2 separate regions of the Homo sapiens genome follow, and region 2 is linked to region 1. A link is an interaction called in ENCODE POLR2A ChIA-PET data of the cell type or tissue named here. Cell type or tissue: A673. All regions are shown on one strand.

The links. ChIA-PET counts read pairs that join two places held together with the same protein. Peaks named below come from ENCODE experiments on the same cell type or tissue, not always from the same donor. Only the 100,000 strongest peaks of a DNase experiment are listed, where the experiment ranks them.
Region 2: POLR2A ChIA-PET joins it to region 1 with 9 read pairs; 4 of 35 experiments call an interaction of 5 or more read pairs at or near these places.

What each region holds. Positions count from the first base shown.
Region 1 is chr16:3,709,370-3,713,369 of GRCh38, reverse strand. The region is part of intron 1 of TRAP1 (TNF receptor associated protein 1); the gene reads left to right. Among named protein-coding and RNA genes, the nearest start is that of TRAP1, 6.2 kb to the left of the region's middle. In A673, no CTCF peak of the experiment used is centred here; no DNase peak of the experiment used is centred here.
Region 2 is chr16:3,929,263-3,933,262 of GRCh38, reverse strand. No RefSeq gene overlaps it. Among named protein-coding and RNA genes, the nearest start is that of TRIDDENT, 19 kb to the left of the region's middle. In A673, no CTCF peak of the experiment used is centred here; DNase peaks (open chromatin) are centred at 1,132 and 2,462.

The DNA.
Region 1 (4,000 bases):
AAAAAGAGCCTCACCTGGACCCCGCTCCTGTAGGTGGTGCCTGCCTGCTGCGCCCTCCCCTTCAGTACTTCGTTTTGTTGACGGGTTTTGCCTCCTCCCTCTGCTCTCCCTTTGTTTGGAGCCTGTGCTGTTTGATTTCCGTGTCTTGTGTGCTGCACCCTTCAGGAGAATTCAGGTGAATTTCTGGTGCTCTCCGGCTGTTCTTTTCAGAGTGGAGGGGAGTAGTACTTGCTGGTCAGTTGCGACTCTGTCTGTGAAACAGCTCTTTGTGTTGCTGAGATGACGCTAGAGGTGTAGCGTCCATGACATGTTTGTCGTCTGATTAAGCTGTGGTGCTGGCACTTAGACGGCAGAGGAAGGTGTGGCCCAGCTGTCCAAGGCCACCAGGAGGACCTTCAGCTTAGTTAGGACCAAGGGAACTGAGTTATCTGAGTGCCTGAAAAAGAACACATCAGGCCGGGCGCGGTGGCTCTCGTCTGTAATCCCAGCACTTTGGGAGGCCGAGGTGGGTGGATCACTTGAGTTCAGGAATTTGAGACCAACCTGGCCAACATGGCGAAACCCCGTCTCTACTAAAAATACAAAGAAATTAGCCAGGGTGGTGGCAGGCGCCTGTAATCCCAGATACTTGGGAGGCTGAGGCACGAGAATTGCTTGAACCTGGGAGGTGGAGGTTGGAGGTTGCAGTGAGCCAAGATTGTGCCACTGCACTCCCTCCTGGGCGACAGTGCAAGACTCTGTCTTGGAAACAAACACATCAATCCGAATGTAAGAGATTAGCAAAGCGTTTATTGGTTACTGGGTGAGTAGTTGGCCTAAGCTAAGACAAAAGAGGAATCTCCAAGTATTTTGCTACCCCTTGGCAGGAAGAGAGGGAATGCAGCTTGCGGGGTGGGGATGGGGGTGTCAGGTTGATAAGAAAACTGTGGGAAAATAAACATTTACTCCTGCCCCCCATGTCAGTAAATACCATGTGACAAAGGTGAGTTCCATGAAAGAGGCTGTTACTGAGGCCTGTGATACTTGCTTGTCTCAAAATGCTGACATATCTTTTTTTTTTTTTTTTTTTTTTTTTTTTTTTTTTGAGACAGATTCTTTCTGTCGCCAGGCTGAAGTGCAGTGGCATGACCTCAGCTCACTGCAACTTCCGCCTCCTGAATTCAGGCAGTTCTCCTGCCTCAGCCTCCTGAGTAGCTGGGACTACAGGTGCATGCCACCATGGCCAGCCAATTTTTGTATTTTTAGTAGAGACGAGGTTTCACCGTGTTGGGCAAGATGGTCTCAATCTTTTGACCTTTTGATCTGCCTGCTTTGGCCTCCCAAAGTGCTGGGATTACAGACATGAGCTACCACGTCGGGCCTGACAAAGAATCTTGATAGCGATTGAAAATGTATCCATTCATACTCAAATGAAGTAAAAAGTGCTTTTGGGTTCAAAGCCAGAGAATGTTCATGGATGGCGTTTTTGGTGCCTCAAGTGTAGCCAGCTAGAACTTTTCTTACCACCGTCCTGCTTAGTCCTACTGAAGACCTGCCTTCTACTAGGAAGCTGCTCTTAGTCCACAAAGTGGCTTCCCTGTAGTTCCACAGCATTTAACAAAATAGATTTCAGGGAGTTTATTTGTGGTGTGGCTGGTTATTTCTGCTAAAACCACTAGGAATTACCATAAAAGCTGTAGCTTGGAGAAACAGTATCTACTTGCGGGAGTATTACTGCCACCTGTGTTTTTTTTGTTTTTGTTTTGGTTTTTGTTTTTTTTTTGTTTTTTTCAAGATGGAGTCTTGCTCTGTTTCCCAGGCTGGAGTGCAGTGGCACGAACTCGGCTCACTGCAATCTCCACCTCCCGGGTTCAAGCAGTTCTCCTGCCTCAGCCTCCCAAGTAGCTGGGGCTACAGGCATGCACTACCGTGCCCGGCTAATTTTTGTATTTTTAGTTGAGGTAGAGTTTCACCATGTTGGCCAGGCTGGTCTTGAACTTCTGACCTTGTGATCTGCCTGCCTCGGCCTCCCAAAGTGCTGGGATTACAGGTGTGCGCCACCGTTCCCAGCCCTGCCATTGGCTTTTTAACCAGGTGAATTCCTGTAGATTGGGTAGATTGAAAGGACATGTAGCTGAATCATTGGTTTTAAAAGGAATGGCTCAGTTACTTCATAGCCATATAATTAAGAAATGTGGCTAGAAGGTAAAAAATTGGCCAGGCCTGGTAGCTCATGCTTGTAATCCCAGCACTTTGGGGGCTGCGGCGGGAGGATCCTGTGAGTTTAGGAGTTTGAGACCAGCCTGGGCAACCTAGAGAGACCCCCATCTCTACCAAAAAACCCTTTTTTTTTTTTTTCCAATTAGCTGGGTGTGCCTGTGGTCCCAGCTACCCAAGAGGCTGAAGTGGGAGGCTCCCTTAAGCCTTGAGAAGTCGAGGCTGCAGTGAGCTGTGATCACGCCACTGCACTACAGTCTGGGTGACAGAGTGACAGTGTCTCAAAAAAAAAAATATATATATATATATATATATACACACACACATATAAAAGAAATTAATTTTGAGATAGCTAAATTAAATGCCATATTAAGAGCAGGAGGCTATTCAGCAATGCTGCTGAGAAGAAGACAGAAGGACGTGGGTCCTTCTAATGTAACTATGTGTGTCGGGTTAGTGATATGCACCTCGAAGGAGAAATTAAGACAGCACATTGCCATGTTAGTTCACACTTGCCAGTATTTCAGCATTTGTCAGGCAATGGAATGTTCAAGCGAATTTTCCACGAGGCTGACTTTAAAACATTTCATTTTAACCATTATGATGAGAAGTCTTTCTAGAACACTCCATCATTTGATGGCCCATGACTGAACCTCTCTTGGATGTTTTCAGGGTCATTATTACGGGTGTTAATGTTTGGTCTTCTGTTTTAATATGTAGGCTCCCGTAGGGCCATTGAAATGTGAAGAATCCTTCGTCTATGAAGTGTCCCCACATCAAAACTGCATTGTGAGTGTTTATATTTTTGGCCTCTCTTACTGTGGCCTTAACTTGCAGGTCTGTCTGGAGCCCTGTTCTCTCCTTTCCTAGTTTGCAGATGTGGCTGGGAAACTTGTTAGCATCAAATTGTTAGAATGAGATGGATTTCATATGGGGCCAGTAGTCTTCCATGAGCAAAGCTCAGGGTGAGGGCTTCAGGCCCATATTTTGACTATTCCGAGGTGCCCTTTCGCTTTTTGTTCTTTTTCTTTATGTTCAAGGAGTTATGTTTCCTGATGAATGAAGTATCAGTATATCATAGTAGAGAACGATTAGACCAGGTTCTGGAACACAGGAAACCTCAAGAAACAGTGAGTGTTGAGAATGCCAGAGCTAAGAACTCAGACATTTGTGAGGGAATACAGGTCTTTCTGTTCAGAATGTTCATGTACTTAAGAATCTTCTCGCCAGGCGCGGTGGCTCACGCCTGTAATCCCAGCACTTTGGCAGGCTGAGGCGGGTGGATCACCTGAGGTTAGGAGTTTGAGACCAGCCTGACCAACATGGAGAAACCCTGTCTCTACGAAAAATACAAAACTAGCCGGGCGTGGTGGCGCATGCCTGTAATCCCAGCTACTTAGGAGGCTGAGGCAGGAGAATCGCTTGAATCTGGGAGGTGGAGGTTGTGGTGTGCCGAGATGGCGCCACTGCACTCCAGCCTGGCAACAAGAGCGAAAACTCCGTCTCACACACACACACAAAAAAAAGGGAAACAAAGGTAAACTGGGAAGGAACCGTGTGTAATCTTCCGTACCTTGCATTTTCCACTTATATTCTGGGGTTTGTTTCCTGTCGCCACAGAGCTCTGGTATTCCATAGCGAGGATGTTTTGTAATTTATGTAACCCTCTCATGGCGGACATTTAGGTTGTTGCTGAGTTTCCCCAAGATAACAGACGGCATTGCCAACAGTTTCTCACACCTTCACCAGTGCTAGAATGACAGTATTTAAAACATCTGTCAATCTGGTAGTGAAAATGCTATCT
Region 2 (4,000 bases), 220 kb before region 1:
TGTATATTGACTCTATATCCATTAACCTTGCTAAAATATTTTAACTGTAATGTTTATCAGTAGATTCTTTTGGATTTTCTTCATATAGAATCAGTATATAAGAATAATGACTCTGGGCCAGGTGCAGTGGCTCACGCCTATAATCCCAGGACTTTGGGAGGCCAAGGCAGGTGGATCGCCTGAGGTCAGGAGTTCAAGACCATCCAGCCTGATCAACACGGTGAAACCCTGTCTGTACTAAAAATATAAAAATTAGCCGGGCACAGTGGCTCACACCTGTAATCCCAGCACTTTGGGAGGCTGAGGCAGGTGGATCACAAGGTCAGGAGATTGAGACCTGGCTAACACAGTGAAACCCCGTCTCTACTAAAAATACAAAAAAATTAGCTGGGTGTGGTGGTGGGCACCTGTAGTCCCAGCTACTCGGGAGACTGAGGCAGGAGAATGGCGCGAACCTGGGAGGTGGAGCTTGCAGTGAGCCAAGATCGTGCCACTGTACTCCAGCCTGGGTGACAGAGCAAAACTCCGTCTCAAAAAAAAAAAAAAAAAAAAAAATTAGCTGGGCGTGGTGGCAGACGCCTGTAATCCCAGCTACTTGGGAGGCTGAGGCAGGAGAATTGCTTGAACCTGGGAAGTAGAGGTTGCAGTGAGCTGAGATCTTGCCCTTGTACTCCAGCCTGGGCAACAAAAGCAAAACTCTGTCTTAAAGAAAAAAAAAAAGACTCTTTTGGTAATTTTTTTCCCAACTTCCTAACCCTTTATACCCTTTTTTTTTTTTTTTTTTTAAGAGACAGGGTCTTCTTTTGTTACCCAGGCTGGAGTGCAGTGGTACAATCATAGCTTATTGTAAACTTGAACTCCTGGGCTCAAACGATCCTCCCGCCTCACCCTCCTGAGTAGCTGGGACTATAGGCATGCATCATGATACCCAGCTAATTTTTTGTAGAAACAGGGTCTCACTATGTTGCCCAGGCTCTTTCCAAACTCCTGGCCTCAAGCTGTCCTCACAGTGTGGCCTCTCAAAACACTTGGCTTCACTTTGGCTTCTCAAAGTACAGGCATGAGCCACCACACCGGCTGAATTTCCTCCTTCAATCTATTAACATGGTGAATTCTGTCCATTGATTTCCTAATGTTACACCAAAGCTGCATTCCTGGAATAAATCCAATATGGTCATTATGTATAATCCTTTTATATATTGCTTGATTTGACTTGCTAATATTTTGTCTAGGATTTTTGCAGTTAATGAGTGAAATTAATCTGTATTTTTCTTTCTTTTTTTTTTTTTTTAACTGTTCTCGTTGGCTGTTAGTATAAAGGTTATGCTAGTCTCCCAAAATTAGTCCATGATTCTTTTTCTCCTTTCTGGAAAAAGTATGTTATAACTTAGCTTTATTTCTTTCTTCAGTGTTTAGTAGTATTCCCTAATGAAGGAATTTAGGCTCTGAGTTTTATCATAGGATTTTTTTAAATTACAGTTTAATTTCTCTGATAGTTACAGGACTAAGATTTTCTTTTTTGTCTCGCTCTTGTCCCCCAGGCTGGAGTGCAATGGTGTGATCTCTGCTCCTGCAACCTGCGCCTCCTGAGTTCAAGCGATTCTCCTGCCTCAGCCTCCCAAGTTGCTGGGATTACAGGGGCCCGCCACCACGCCCAGCTAATTTTTGTTATTTTCAGTAGAGATGGGGTTTCATCATGTTGGCCAGGCTAGTCTTGAACTCCTGACCTCAGGCGATCCGCCCGCCTCGGCCTCCCAAAGTGCTGGGATTACAGGTGTGAGCCACTGCACCTGCCCAAGGACTAAGGTTTTCTATTTCTTATTGTGTCAGTTAGGTTGTATTTTTCTGTGAATCTGTTCATTTCACCAAATTTTCAAGTTTGTTGGCTTAAAGTTTTCGATAATATACTCTTATTTTGTGGTGAAGTCCCTTTTTTATTTCTTGTATTTGTTATTTGTGCCTTCTTTTCTTTTTTTTTTTTCCTTTTCTTTTTTATGAGATAGAGTTTCACTCTTGTCGCCCAAGCTGGAGTGCAATGGCGCGATCTCAGCTCACTGAAACCTCTGCCTCCCGGGTTCAAGCGATTCTCCTGCCTCAGCCTCCTGAGTGGCTGGGATTATAGGCACCCATCACCACGCCCAGCTAATTTTTTGTATTTTTAGTAGAAATGGGGTTTCACCATGTTAGCCAGGCTGGTGCCAAACTCCTGATTTCAGGTGATCCGCCCGCCTCAGCCTCCCAAAGTGCTGGGATTACAGGCGTGAGCCACCACGCCCAGCCTTTTCCTTTTCTATTTTCTTTTTCTTTTCACAGATGCCTTTTGTGAAAACTGTCAAATTGTTTCCTTTTAATCATTCTCTTTAGGGATTAACCAATTTTATTAGTGGTTTCAGTTTTGGCTTTGTTGATTCTCTCCGTTGTGTGTTTGTTTTTATACTTATTATACATTGAAATCATTTCCTCCTGTCTACTTTATTATATATTTAAATCATTTCCTCCTGTCTATTTTTGTTGGGTTTCTTTAGTTGTTCTTTTCCTGACATCTTAAAATGAATGTGCTTAGCTCATTATATTTTAAGTCTTTCTTCTTCCCTAAAATATGCAATTAAGGCTATAAATTTCCCCCCAAACACTGCATTAGCTTTACTCCATAAGTTTTGTTGTATTTTGTTTTTCATTACATATAGTATAGTTCAAAGTAATTTCAAATTTCCGTTTTTATTTGTTCTGAAACCCATGCATTATTTAGAAGTATATTTTAGAAGCACGTTACTCGAAAGTATAGTTTTCAAAGGTACAGGGACTTTTTAATATTTTTATTATCGATTCTTAAACTATTTGCAATATGTTAGGATAACATTATCTGCTGTATTTTAATCCTTTGAAATGTGTTGAAACTTGCGTTTTGGCCCAGCAGATCATCGTATTTTAAAATGGATGATATCTTTTTGAAAATAACATATTTTTCACTTGTTGGGTGCACAGTTCTCCATATGTTCATACAACAAGATTGTTCATTATGATGTCTCAAATCTTCTACAGTGTTATTGATTTATTGTCTGCCTGTTCCATTGATTACTGAAAAAGCTGTGTCAAACATCCCACTATGAATATGGACTTGTCTGTTTCTCCATATAATTCTGTTCACATTGCTCTATGTATCATGTAATTAGGTACATACAAATTTAAAATAATCTTTTATTATTATAGGGTGACCCTCCTTAATTCTAGAGACGCTTTTTTTTTTTTTTTTCATTTTAAAGTACATTTGCTTGACATTGGAATTTACTACACTGGCTGTCCTAATAGTATTTCAATAGTGTATACTTCTTTATTATTTTCCTTTCAGTCTTGCTTTATCTCTAAGTATTACACGTGTTTCTTGTATTTAATATTTGTTGGATTTGGTGTCTATCCAGTATGACAATCTTTGTCTTTTAGCTGGAGCATTTAACCCACTTACCATTCATGTAATTACTGATATGCAGTTTGCCATGAATGGGCTTTCTATTCATCACCTATTCTCTGTCCTATTTTTTTTTTTCTTTTTTTTTTTTTTTTTGAGACAGCGTCTCACTCTGTTGCTCAGACTGGAGCGCAATGGTGCAATCTCAGCTCACTGCAACGTCTGCCTCTGGGTTCAAGCAGTTCTCCTGCCTCAGCTTCCTGAGTAGCTGGGATCACAGACACCCGTCACCACGCCTGGCTAATTTTTGTATGTTTAGTAGAGATGTGGTTTCACCATGTTGGCCAGGCTGGTCTCGAACTCCTGATCTCAAGTGATCCACTTGCCTCAGCCGCCCAAATTGCTGGGATTACAGGCATGAGCCACTGCTCCTGGCCTTCTCTGTTCTTTTATCTCATTTTTGGCTTTGTTTAGTTTGGTTGCATTTTTACATTTTCATTTTGTTCCTGTGTTAGTTTGAGAGCTATTCTGGTTTTTTACCATTTTTAGCAATTATTCTAAAAATTACAATAAGCGGCTGGGCGTGGTGGCTCA